Linked DNA regions of Homo sapiens: region 1 is linked to region 2. Evidence: chromatin loops called from intact Hi-C (ENCODE). Cell type or tissue: IMR-90. All regions are shown on one strand. Links, peaks and the distances in the headings refer to the core of each region. The heading gives the core; the rest is flanking DNA. Region 1 has its middle 130 kb from the start of LINC01898. Region 2 has its middle 73 kb from the start of SMIM21.

Evidence for each region. Peaks named below come from ENCODE experiments on the same cell type or tissue, not always from the same donor. Only the 100,000 strongest peaks of a DNase experiment are listed, where the experiment ranks them.
Region 1: a loop joins it to region 2, with 2.7 times the contacts of the local background. A loop is called at or near these places in 2 of 110 quality-filtered maps.

What each region holds. Positions count from the first base shown.
Region 1 is chr18:75,579,104-75,585,876 of GRCh38, reverse strand. No RefSeq gene overlaps it. Among named protein-coding and RNA genes, the nearest start is that of LINC01898, 130 kb to the left of the region's middle. RefSeq lists enhancers at 2,169-2,669, 2,670-3,170. In IMR-90, for the core only: no CTCF peak of the experiment used is centred there; a DNase peak (open chromatin) is centred at 3,216; H3K27ac peaks cover 1,574 bases.
Region 2 is chr18:75,497,355-75,504,127 of GRCh38, reverse strand. No RefSeq gene overlaps it. Among named protein-coding and RNA genes, the nearest start is that of SMIM21, 73 kb to the right of the region's middle. In IMR-90, for the core only: no CTCF peak of the experiment used is centred there; DNase peaks (open chromatin) are centred at 1,687 and 3,417; H3K27ac peaks cover 289 bases.

The DNA.
Region 1 (6,773 bases), core at 1,076-6,075, 81 kb before region 2:
CAGGTGCACGAAGCATTCTGCTGAGTGTGGTACACAGCAAGACACACAGAGATACTCTTTATCCCTTGCAAGACTTTCTACAGAGAGAGTTGGGAATAGAACGCACACAAATGCTATTCATGACAAAAAAAAAGCCCACCAAATCATTGACTGTGGGGCTTCCCATGATGAGATTTCTCGTGCACATGCAGTATGCGCTCCTAAACAAAATGCAAGCATAACATTTTAAAAGGAGACTCTGCCTACAAAGACTTCACACTAACACAGACAAATGTGAAAGTACTCTATAAATGAAAGAAATGAATACATATTAGCCTTAGTGGGTCAAAATATGTTCCTCTCCCCCAAAATATGCTGAAACGCTAACCTGGGGTACTTGCGAATGTGATCTTATTTGGAAATAGGGTCGCTGCAGTGAAATCAAGGTAAGAGGAAGTTGTGCTGGAGTAGGGTGGGCCTTATTCAAAGAGAAAGACACACAGACACAGAGAGAAGACAGTCAGGTGATGGCAGAGCCAGAGGTTGGGAGGATGCAGCCACAGGCCAAGAGTGCGGAGGATTGCTGGGAGCCACCAGGAGCTGAGTGAGAGGCAAAAGTGTTCCCTAGAGCCATGGGAGGAGCACACCCCTGATGGCGCCTTGGTTTTAGACTCTCAGCCTCCAAAACTGTAAGGACACATTTCTGTTGTTTTAAGGCACCCAGGTTGTGACGCATTGTTATGGCAGCCCTGGGAAGCAATTATATGTAGTAAAGTCAGATCTGCCTTAATTTGATGTTCAGCTTTGGAAATTTTACTCTATGTGTACAAAGTATTTCAACTGCAGTAAGTGTCTGACCTTATAATTTAAAAATTGCATTCCAGTGTGAATGATGGCCTGAGTGCATGTTTTCCGTGACAGGTTAGCTTTTTTACCTCCTCCTCTCTCAACTGCCCGTGCCACCAAGGTGTCCATCCCAAAATAGGCCAGTGCCACCCAGTGAGCCATCGCCACGCCCATCTCCTGAACGAGGTTTGTCCTGGCTTTGCCACAAACCACTCCACAGAACTTCAGCTCAAGTTTGTTCTCATTCTCCTATCTGATAGCTTCATCCTTAGAAGCTCCTTTTCATTTTTGTCCCTTCTGTCTAGCTGCCAATGCTAGCAAGGATGTAGTGAAATTTAAATCTCTCAAAATTCTGAAAAGATGTGAGTTGGTTTCTTTCTGCAAATCAGTAAGATGGTGCAAGAGCTTTAAATGTGTTCATGATCTTAGGACCTAATAATCTTCCTCCTAAGAATCTCCATGCAAGAATCAAATGTCATGCAAAGCTGCTCATTTCAGAGTTCTATCTCTCCTGCGTCCTCATTCACTAGTGCAGAATCCAGTGCCTAAGAGGGCCTGTTACTGGGGGCATCCATGAGGAGCATCTGCCATTGGCTTGTGAACACACCAATCAATTATTGGTGCATATCCTCATTTATTCCTCTTCTCTTTGTCCTTCCTCAAGGTATTTCCAGGAATGAGGGTTGTCCCAGCATGACTCCCTTGAGTACTGAGGTTCCTCCAGGCATCATCATCACCTTGACCAGGGACTGTGCCCTAGTGGGGAGCAGCTGCTAGATGGGGGGACCTCATCCACAGTGTGGTGCTGAGCCCACTGCTGCCATTTCCACTGTGCATAACCACTTTTGTGCAAAAACCCTCAAGGGTGATGGAAGGGAGCCAGAGAAAGGTAGGGAAAATAATAATTCGGACTGACTTATATTCTACTCTACTGTCTGAGTCTCATAGAGCTATAGGAGGAAGCACCGCTACCTGGGCTCTATCCCATTGGTATTGCTCAAATATTGGTCTATGGAAGGCCAAGAGGAATGCCAGGAGAGGGAACTCCAGCAGCTCCTTCCTCCTCTCCAACAACGATGGCCTTGACATCCAGTGATGTGCTTGGTCCCTGGTGGAACTGGACTCTGTCTGGCCCATCCCACCACAGGATGGACACAGCTTATTGGAGGTCATCCCACATAGCTGTAATATCAGCCAAAGAAAGTGTGACAGAAAGTAGATTAAACCCATATGATGGAATAGCATTTATCCATTAATGGTACCTCTTTTTAATAATGACTTTAAAAGTTCCTGTTACATATTATGTGAGAAGATGATTCCGAATTATGTACCAAGTAAAATCTTACTTATTAAGAAATATATACATATATTCATATATTTATACGTAGAAAAATAAGCTAGGAAGATATACACCTTAACGTTAACAATCACTAAGTAGTGAAGTTAGGGGTGATTTTAATCATTCATTAACTTTCAAGAGCTTTTCAAGTGTTTTGTTTTTTCACTTCTTTAATAATATGCATACTTTTCTATTAAATAATAGGATGCTTAAGAAATGTCCAAACCTTTGTTCTCCTAATGCCAAATTACACAAGACTCTGAGAGGAGCCAACAGCGCATTTACCCATCTTCAGCCATCCCAGGGTGTCCCCCCCTCACCTACCCAGGACTGGAGCAGTGCAGAGACCCTCAAGCAGGGCGTGCCACCTGGGAAGCTCTCACCTCACCCACCCAGGACTGGAGCAGTGCAGGGGTCCCTGAGCAGGGCGTGCCACCTGGGAAGCTCTGGTCTTTGGTCTGTGCTCCTTGTGTGGTCTCCTAAGAGGCTCTCTGTGGCTCTCATGTTGAACCTAGGGTCCAGGAGCTGTTTGCAGGGCTGGGCCCAGCCTCCCTAAGCAAGTGGAGCCTCTGTGTCTTCGGGTCTTGCCACGTGCCCGGCACTGCCCTGGTGGGCCTGGCTGCCACGCAAGTTCATTCCCTCTGGATCTGAAGGGGCTTCCTTTCTATCACTTCCATCTCACGATCCCTGTACTCAGTTCCAAGTTCAGACTTTTTATGAAAGACAGAAAGCATCATGTCTTCCAGAACTCTCTGCTTTTGCCCTTGAGAAGGCCCTGGTTTAAGAAATTTAAAAGCAGTTTGTCAGGAACAGGAAAAGGACAAACACTGAGCAAAACAAACACAAATAAAAACCTCCTTAAACATTCCTGCCTCCTTTTTGTGATTATATTTTTTTAAATGTGTTTCTTGAGTCATATGAAGAGAAAATAAACTGCAAGAATTAGGAATTCAGAGTAAGATAGTTGGAAAGGAGTATGGTTGTGTCTATCCAGAGACACTGAAAGTTGTGGCTTACCCTAAACACGAGCTGGCAAAACCACATTTGTGTTTGAGTCAAAGTTTATTTTTCCGACTCAATATGGCAGCTGTACTTGCCATCAATCTTAGAAGATTAAGCTGACCAGCAATTTACATTTTTTAACCAAAGAAACCATTTTTCCTGGAGTGAATAATATGAAAATTATTTTGATCATTCTGTATCTTACATTCCTTTGGCATTTTCTGTTTGCTGTTGCGAGGTGGAGTATGATTTCAAATGTGCAAACTCTTCTACAGTGTGTATCATGAGCATTTGAACCACTAAAGTTTACCCACCATAATGAACCTTGAAGGACATTAGCTTTGGAAATAGTGCATTTTTATGTTTGAGGTTGCTGCGATGTACAGGGTCTGACAGAGCAAACACTCATTTGGGGATTCTTGTGGGCAACAGAAAAATCCCGAATTGCCAAACTTTATTTCCATTAAAATTGGGAGTTTGAAAGACTCTCCAAATGCAGGGGAATGAAAGAAAACTCAGAATAAAAAAAAGAACTTAAAGAACTTACCTATGAATTCTCATCCATCAGTCCTTTCAGAAAGATTTTATGCAGAAGGGAAAAATATATATATTTAAAGAAAGCTTAGATTCATTAGGAATGAAAAAGGAAAACATTATTCAAAGCTGCTGTAAAATATGCTAAGAATCCATTTGGCATTTCTGTAGGCTCTTGTCTTCCAAGCATCCGGAATTTGGGGGACATGTGGCCTATATTTTGCCTTCTCTCATGAGGATGGGCACTAAGCCGCGGTTTCTCAATTTGTCCTCATCAGTCATACATTGTTGGAGTGATGCTCCTCAGTCCCCATCCAGTCCTAAGCAAGAAGCCATGACTGAGAAACCCTCTGCTTTTCTTACTAGTCGCCAAATGACAAGCTTTCCCCCACTATCATCAATGTCACTACAACTAAGGGGCCTGTGTTCCCACCACAGGCTCCCTCCCAGTTTAAAGAGATTTGATCAGTGCCATTCGTTTGCATTCTGCTGAAAACACAGTAGAAGGTTTTGGCTCCAGTGCAAATGTATTAGGATTACTCTGAAAAACAAAAAAGTTTTAGATTAGTTAAGCCTGTATTGAATTAAGTCATAATAAAAGAACAGTCTCTTACGGGTTTAAACTGTGGCTTGGCCAACATTCTAGACAAACACACTCACGGTGGGTGTGGGGAGAGAAAGGGGGGATGGGGGAAATGAAAAGCCTTTCTTCTAAAAGGAAAGTCATTTTAGAATGTGGTAATCCTCAGTAATGAGGACAATACACTCTTTTGTTGCTTTTTAAAATAAATTTCATCGGCATTTTAATTTTTAAAAAATCTTTAGAAATGCACAGTAGTTCCATTTCATTTTTTGGGTACACCTTTCCAACATCCATGGGCCCTCAACTCAATAGATAAGGGCATTCATATATCTAAAAGTCTAAACCCCTAGGAAAATGTTTTCCATGCAAATTGTGAAACTGTGTCAATGAATTATTTTAAAAGGGAGTGATTAAACTAATACATTTTAAAGACACTAACTCAAGTTCTGACTTGAACCAACCAAAATGAAATTATTAGCCTTAAGATTCTCATGCTCTTAATCCCACTCAGCCAATCCACTTGTTTACTCTGTACATGACACAGACCTCCCTCAAGATAATAAGCGTGATAACAGTTGCCTCATTTGTATAGTATTCCACATATATATGTCATTTGATATCTAGGAAGAAGCTATAACATTAAGAAGACAGCTATTACTCCCATTTTTAATATGTAAAGAAATTAAACTCACTTTCATAAAACTGAACTATTCAAGGTCACATGACCGGTAAGGAAGCGTAAACCTGGATTTTTCTGACTCACAATCCCATTTTCAAAATTTTGAAAACCTCCACCATATATTATCATGGTTAAAATCTTAATCCAAAAGATAAGTTAAACTCACTTTGGAAGTCAGACCTGATTCTACTATATCCATCCATATATATATATATAGTATAGGTTAGTGCAAAACTAATTGCAGTTTTTGGCATTTAAAAGTAATATCTTTAAAATGTGTTTATTTAATTTAATCACTCTCTTTTAGAATAATTCATGGACATAGTTTCACAATATGCATGGAAAACATTTTCCTAGGGGGTTAGACTTTTAGATATATGAACTGCCCTCACTTAGTGAGTTGAGGGCCCATGGGATGTTGGAAAGATGTACCAAAGAGATGAAGTGGAACTACTGTGCATTTTTGAGGAATTTTTAAAACCTGAAATATCTATGAAATTTATTTTAAAAAGCAACAAATGATCATATTGTCCTCATTACCAAAGATTACCATGTATACTTTCTGATCGTCTGAGAACTGCCAGCCCTTCACTCCTCCCTGTTGGATCTTCTCACTTACTGGACTCCATGACCTCATTCTGGTCAGTGCTGGCCACTTTGGCCATATACACTAGTATATATACTATATATGCTATATATATACACACTATATATACTAGCATGTATACTACATATAATATATATTCCACTATAATATATAGTAGAATAGTGTGCATATATATATATACACACTATATATGTATATATTATGTATACATATATATGAGATTGTTCCTACAAAATACCAGCCCATCTTGCCTGATATGGAAGGCAATGTTTATCTTTCATTTTCCTTCCTACTCTCCTTTTAATACCTTTCTTCCATAGCTTTCTTCCCCATATTATGTACAAAATATTTGTGTGTATATGTATGTATGTGTGTGTATATATATATATCTGTGTGTATATATGTATGTATGTGTGTATATGTGTGTGTATGTATATGTATATTTAGAGTGAAATTAAAACCTTCTTCCCTCTGTCTTGGATTCTTCTGTAAATTCATTATCTGGCTAGCGGATGGTATAAAACTGAGCAACGCTGTCATGAACTGTCTTGTGACCCAGGGAAACTGCATGATCCACTTGATTGCTGGAAAATGCCAAGGAATATATGGGCTAAGCCTTTAGCCTTCTATGGAGAAAAAAAGAATTAAAATATATCTATAAGACATATAGGCTATGGATTTTTTAAAAATGAGACTGATTTTCCTCATTTAGACAGGAGAGGAATAGCTCTGAGAAATTAAAGATCTGACAGCACTCAGTACACATGGCAACTAACCATGAAAAGTAAGGGGAATTTCCAAAGTGATCATGAATAAAAATATCAATGATAATACCCTTTACGTTTTTGATCATACAATGGAGTGAAAGAGATTGTTAGGTAATAGGGAGAGCGATAATAAAAAGATTTATTTATAACTATTAGACACTCAGCAAAGAACATGTACATTACTTCCACTAAATCTTCATATAAACCCCAAGTCATATGCATTTGTCCATTTCACAGATGTGGAACTAAGGCTTACGTATTAATATGACTTTGCTAATGTCACAAAACTAATGACAGTAAGAGCATTTCTACCCAGTTCTGCCTAGTACCAGAGTCTATGTTTGAATCCTAATGCTCTGCTAATGCTTACAGCAGACCAGTGATGGAAGACTTGTGCAGATAATTTCACAATGCCAGAGCTTCTTTTCCCTACAATG
Region 2 (6,773 bases), core at 650-5,649:
GTACTGCCATGAAAATAATACGTGCCAATGAAGTCACTATAAATTCACAGGCACTCACATGCACACACAATACATTGTATGTGTACAAAAAAAAAAACCCTTTTTCTACAGTGTTTCTTTCTTTAAGATGACATATAACAGCACAGACAAAACCCTCTCTGCCTCCCTTCTCACTATTCTTAGCAAATCCATGCCGGACAGAAACCATCAAAAAGCAAAGGTGGCAGGTGCCTGAATGTTTCACTTTGGCACTACTGGCCTGTCTGCACAATAACAGTAGATGCAAGAATATTTCACCAGTGTCATTGCTTAACAATGTAATATGACAGCATCCATGAAACTGATTAGCATAGATCAACATAATACCCACTTTGCAGCATTAGTATTGAAAACTTTCATCATGAAATAGTAAGAGGAAAAAGACAATACATGATGAATTGGAATGATTTTGCTGGAATGCTACCAGATGACGATGTAAGGGTGCAGGAGAACAGAGCCACATGCTAACATTCATATGTCAACATAATCATCCCAAGCAGCTTTATTTTCATTCTACAAGCTTCACACAAGTATATGCATGGTGTCTTAAATATGGCTGACAGAAACGAGCTAAAATTATCTTCACAATTCAAAACAGGTCAATGATGGGGTAATACAATGTAAAAGTTTCATGATTTGCCAAATGTACCATTTTGAGAGTCTTAAATGTAATTCCCTGAGGTTTAAACTACAGATAATTGCACCTCACAGGGCCATCACCTAAAATAAAGAAGAAAGCAGAAGTGTGTCACTGAATGACATTTTCGATAGTTGATAGATGGGTTCCACTTTTCAGGGTGATAAAGCAAAGGTCATGTGCTCTTCCAACAGCAGTAAACACATTCTCCTTCCTTTCCCTCTTTTCACTCAAACCTTCAGCTTTTTAAAAAATTCATCCAAGTATTTTCTGTGAAATCATTCTTTATTTTACTCAACTGAGGAAACCAAAGGACTTGAACATTAGTCAGAGTGGTTTTCTTGAACATTCCAGAAAATGGAACTGAACTTGGAGCAGGGGCTGGGCACATCCTTGGGATTTGCTTAATATTCAGGTACCTTGTGATGACACTGTTTACTCTTTTCATGCATCCATTCAAATTGACACATTGTGATCATACATGTGAATGAGGGTACAGTTTGGGGTTTTGATACATATATGTTGTATAATGACCCAGTCAGGGTAGTTAATATATCCATCACCTCATGTGTTTATCATTTCTTTGTGGTTAGAGCATTCACAAGCCTCTCTTCTAGCTATTTTGTAACGTACAGTACCTTACTGTTCACCATTGTCACCCTACTGTGCAATAGAACATCAGAACTTGTTCCTCTTATCGAACTGTAACTTTGTAGCCATTGACCAACCTTTCCCCATCCTTCGCTCCTCCCTTCCTTCCCCATACTCTGATAACCACTGTACTACTCTGTTTCTATTATATCAGTTTTTTTTTTAAGATTCCACATATGGGTGAGATCATGTGGTATTTATCTTTCCGTGTCTGGCTTATTTCACTTAACATGATTTAAAAAAATGGGCAAAAGACCTAAACAGACATTTCTCAAAAGAAGACACAGAAATGGCCAACAAGTATATCAAAAAATACTCAACGTCATTAGTCACCAGAAGCATGCAAATCAAAACCACAATGAGATATCACCTCACTCCAGTTACTATGGCTGTTATCAAAAAGACAAAAGAAAACAAACGTTGGTGAAGCTGTAGAAATAAAGAGAACCTTTACAGGGTTGGTTGAAACATAAATTAGTGCAACCATTATGGAAAACAGTATGGAGGTTCCTCGAAAAATTAAAAATAGAACTACCATATGATCCAGCAATCCCACTGCTGTGTATAAACCCAAAGGAAATGAAATCAGTATGTTGAAGAGATATCTGTACTCCCATGTTACTGCAGCGCTATTTACAACAGCCTGAATATGGAATCCACCTAAATGCCCAACAGATGAATGGATAAACAAGACATGGTGTATACATACAACGGAATACTACTCAACCTTATCAAAGAAAGGAAATCCTGACATTTGCAACAATATGGATGAACCTCAAGGACCCTATTTACTCTTAATGTAGCTAGAGGATGCCAGAATTTAGCTATTGAAAGTAAACCTTAATGGAAGGTGGCATATGATGTGGCTCCTGGGGTTACAAAGAGACAGCAACATGTTTACATGCAGTTTCCCTTGCTGACCCATACATGCTGGGAGCATGTGAACAAATAATAAAGGCAAGGGTTTACTTCTGGAGCAACAGTTATGGTACCTTTATCCATGCAGCTTCCCCTCTCCACCATCTATCTGTCTTTGCTACTCCCAGCACCTTGAGCACTGAGAAGGGAAAGATAGTACTGGTAGTTTTCCATTGCAACCTCGGCAATAATAAAAGCATTGTTGTATATTGAGGCCTTCTGCATCCCAGGCATCATATTCAGTACTCTTACACGTAATTTTTAATTCTTAAAATAAAATAACCCTTTGACGTAGGTGTAAGCCCATCTTACAGATGAGAGAAAAAATATGGCTTACAGAATGCAAGAAGCTGTTTCCTATTCCCACAGCACAGAAGCTAGCATTTGGACAAAAATGACCTGCATAATTAGGCATTAAGCTGCATTGCCTTCCCTGTCCAGTGGACTTCTGTGGCTATTTAGCAACAGTAGGAACTAGGCTAAGAGGTGTAGTCCAATTAATAGCTAATGATTGAATGCCAGCTATTTGCTCAATTCTAAAAAGAAAACAAGAAGACAATTAAACATTGTTCACCTTTTTTCTACCTGCTCTTACAATCTTAGCTTCTTAAAGAGCCACCCTTTGAACAACAGCAAAAATAAATACACACCCAATGCCTTATTCTTTCTCTACTTTGCAATACATCAATGACCAGTTATTTTGGTAGTACATTGATTAAATTTAGCAAAAAGAAATAAACATTTACAAATAGTTTACATATTTTAATTGGATTGCCATTTTTTATTTAATGTAGGCTTATGTCTAAACTATCTCAGAGAATTAAAAATCTGGCAATTCTGAAAGACAATTGGCCATGAAAAAAAAGGTCTCAGATCCCATTAGTGCTCTTGCATATATGAGGAGAGAGAAGGACTGTTGTAAATATGCAGTTGTTTTAACTTAAGTGGATCCTTATAGCTTTGACTTTCTGATCCCTGGTTTCAGTCCATGCTTTCTTTCAAGTCATCCATCAATAAGAATTTTCAGTTGTCTTGCAGTATGGCAGATATCTCTTCTCTGTACTTAAATAATGTTTTAAATAGCCTAATGTAACCTCATCAACAATGTGTTTACATTTCCACCACTGAGCTTTCTCGTCTTCTTGCTAGGTCTCTGCTGTAACAGCAGATCTAGTCAAATCGCCTTTCTGAGTCATAGGAATTGCTATGTAACACACACAGAAACTGGGATTTATTGTCAAGAGTTGAAATAATCCAGTGGATTTGGATATATTCTGATTCAGATGTTCATGTGCAAACATACTGGCATGATTTTCTTAACAACTATGTGTAAAGGCAGATCAAATAGAATCCAAGAGCTGGAGATAAAATTAATTGTTATAAATAATTAGGGTAACATTTTAATCATCCAAAAAGTTTATTATGCTCAATTTTAGGATTTGCAAAAGTTGTGATGACAGGATTGATAATTTATGGGTTATTGGCTATTATGCAAGGATAATGAAAATAAATGCATTGATTTGAGACTATGTATGCCAGCTTTATGCATATAAATAGACTTTAAAATCCTATTGTGTTTTATGGCTCCACATAAATAACAAAACAACCTCATGACTTGGAAACAGAGCATGTGCATCTTAAACACTCCAATAAGATGGCTTGGTTTCTTCATTTAAACTCTCATTATTAATGCCTATCTATGCATGGATATATTCCTGCTTGGGAAGATACAGAAGAAAGTAAAATCAGTGTTTCTGAAACATTGATGAGCTCATGAATCACCCAAAAGGAACCCTGTTAAAACACATATTCTGTTTCCACAGAGAAAGGAAGGGCCTAACAGTCTCTGTTTTTAACAAGCTCCTGGATGCTGCTGCTGCTGCTGCTGCTGCTGGTCCAATGACCACTCTTTGAGTAGCAAAGCATTGGACCCCTCAGTGCTCCCCAAAGCTCAATGGTAACTACATCCTTGATGTAATGATTTAGATATAGAAGAAAAGAGTTATGACTGCTATTATAAAGAATACAATACCTGGAGACATCTGCAAAATATATTTTTAGAAGCATAACTTACAGAAAGCATTATAAGCAGCTTTTGCAATTGCACAGTTTAATGGTGTTATTTGGTTCTAGGACCTCAATTGTGTGAAGTTCCTTATTCATCTCTTCACCTCCTTCAAGAAGTGACACTCTATAACTAGATGAAAAGACACATGTAAGCAAAGCTATGTTTATTCACCTAGCAAAATTAACATACAATGTTTTTCACTGAAAGCCAAGTAGAATCTTACATGACATTCAGAAAGGTTTACATCGTCTCCCTTCTCCTTCTCCTACTCCTTCATCTTCCCTCTCTTCCTCCTCCTCTTTCTTCTGCTTCATCCTCTCCTCCTCCTCCACCTCCTCCTCCTCATCCTCTTCATCCTCCTCTTGTTTCTTCATCATCTTCTTCTCCTCTTCCTCTTAGTGCTTTTATCAGCAAGGAAGTATTAATATTTTGGATTTAAAACCTCTTGTCAGTACTTTTTCTGGAGATATCAGTGTGTAAATTACCAATTACAATTTGCAGCTGACCGTACTGGTATGAGTACTTGAGTGGCTCAGAGGCTCACAGCCTCTGGATGGGAGCACAAAGGGAGCCCCCTGGATCTTCTTATAAAAAACTAGGTCACCCATCATCAATTCATGAAGCTCCCCAGCAGAAAAATGTGGAATCTATAAACTGGTCAGAACTGTAAACCTATTGATTAGAAGGTCATTCATGAGAATAAAGACGTGACATTTATGAAATGTTATGCAAGCATCGCCTCATTTAACTGTAAGTCTTTATCCCACTTTTTGTTTCAAAATGATTTACATTGGATTTTTCATAAAAAGTGTAAATGCTAACTTTTTTTTTCTATTCCCCCAAGTAGAAACAAACTTAACATTAAGGCTATGTTTTTAGGAATCTGTTACCCAAGGTCAGGCAAATAATGTGATTAAAAATGTGTTCACTGGTCTTATTAATTCAAACCTCAGGCCAATATTTTGTGAATTTCTGCAGCCTCAAACACTCGAATATGGCATTGCGCACCTTCTTTTTTGGATGACAACAACTCTAGTTAGAAAGCCATTTCTAAAGGAAGACACTGCACCAAGCAATTTTAAATTCAAGCAAATTTAAGTTTTAAATTCAATTTTAAAGTAGCAATTACTTTATCCGTCCCAAACTTCCAAAACCACTAAAGGAATTACATGAGTTCAATATTGGCAATACCACATTTTACCCACGAAACACACTCACACACTCATAAATGAATTGAAAATAGAATATAATTTAATATTGACCTTATATGAATGAATATAGAAATAAAATTTGCTTAGTATTTGAAAGACCTAGAAAAGTGAATAAAGTCACATTCTACTTTCTTAATCTCAGTTTCACAAAATATATTTTATTTATAATCTTAAATTTTTCCTAGCTCATTGGTAAAGCTTTGTTTCTTTAATATTCTCAAGTATGTTTATTTCATAAAGCTTTTCTTTCTAAAAGTCTTCTCTTTTTCTCTTAAAATGCGTGAATGCTAGGAAGTTCCAGTTTTCTCTTAGTATTGACTTTTATGTTGATGAATATGCCTTTCTTTCTTTTTTTTATTTGTATAGAAATCACATGATACTGTTTTCCTTTATTTTTGATTAAAATGTTACCTTTGATGTTCCAGGAATAAAGTAGCTCACACAAACCAAAGTAAAGATAAAACTTTGAATTTGAAAGCTAGCCAGACGGACCACCCGAGCAATATAAAAAAGCTCTAAATCAGCAGTACCATAAATCAGTCACACCATTCAAATTCACATTGTAATGAAATCTATTCTTGAGACAACTTACGACGATTCAATCTTCACTACGTATTCAGTGAGGTGGGAGGGGGAACCTGAGTGAAGTTGTTTACATCTTACTAATTCCTTTATAACTTATCAATTCAGACAACTTGTAATGTATAAACAATCTCTGCTCTAGTATCTAAACTTGGCAAATTTTTCTGTGGATTCAGACACTGAGTCAGGTGGACTGATGGCTTTTTTAGTCCCTTTAATCCCAGACTCTGCTTTGATTAGAAAGATGCTTTAAGTGGGTAGCAGCCTAAATGAGTCAAATGCAATGTCCAGAGTAGCTCTCATTCCCAGACAACACTTCCTGCTTGGAGAAACCAGAAAGCCGCAGGACATTGTTAGAAGATCTTTCTGTTACGTTGTAGTACAAAACTAAACCTATCGTTGCTTTTCTTCTTATTAAAGATGAGGTATGTGGTCCTTTTTCTAAATTCAGATCATACAAAACAATTCCATTATCCTTCATCCAAGGGCTATCTAGTCCAGGTTATTGCACCTAAATGCACTCTCAAATATGTGGAGGGGCATTTCTTCCTTGGAGACAGAAATACCAGCTTGAGAGGGAGACCCTCCTGTCTGCAGGAATATGGCCCAGATGACTTTGGAAAACAGCTCCTGGATTTGTTTCTTTAACCCAGGTTGTCTTTTATAC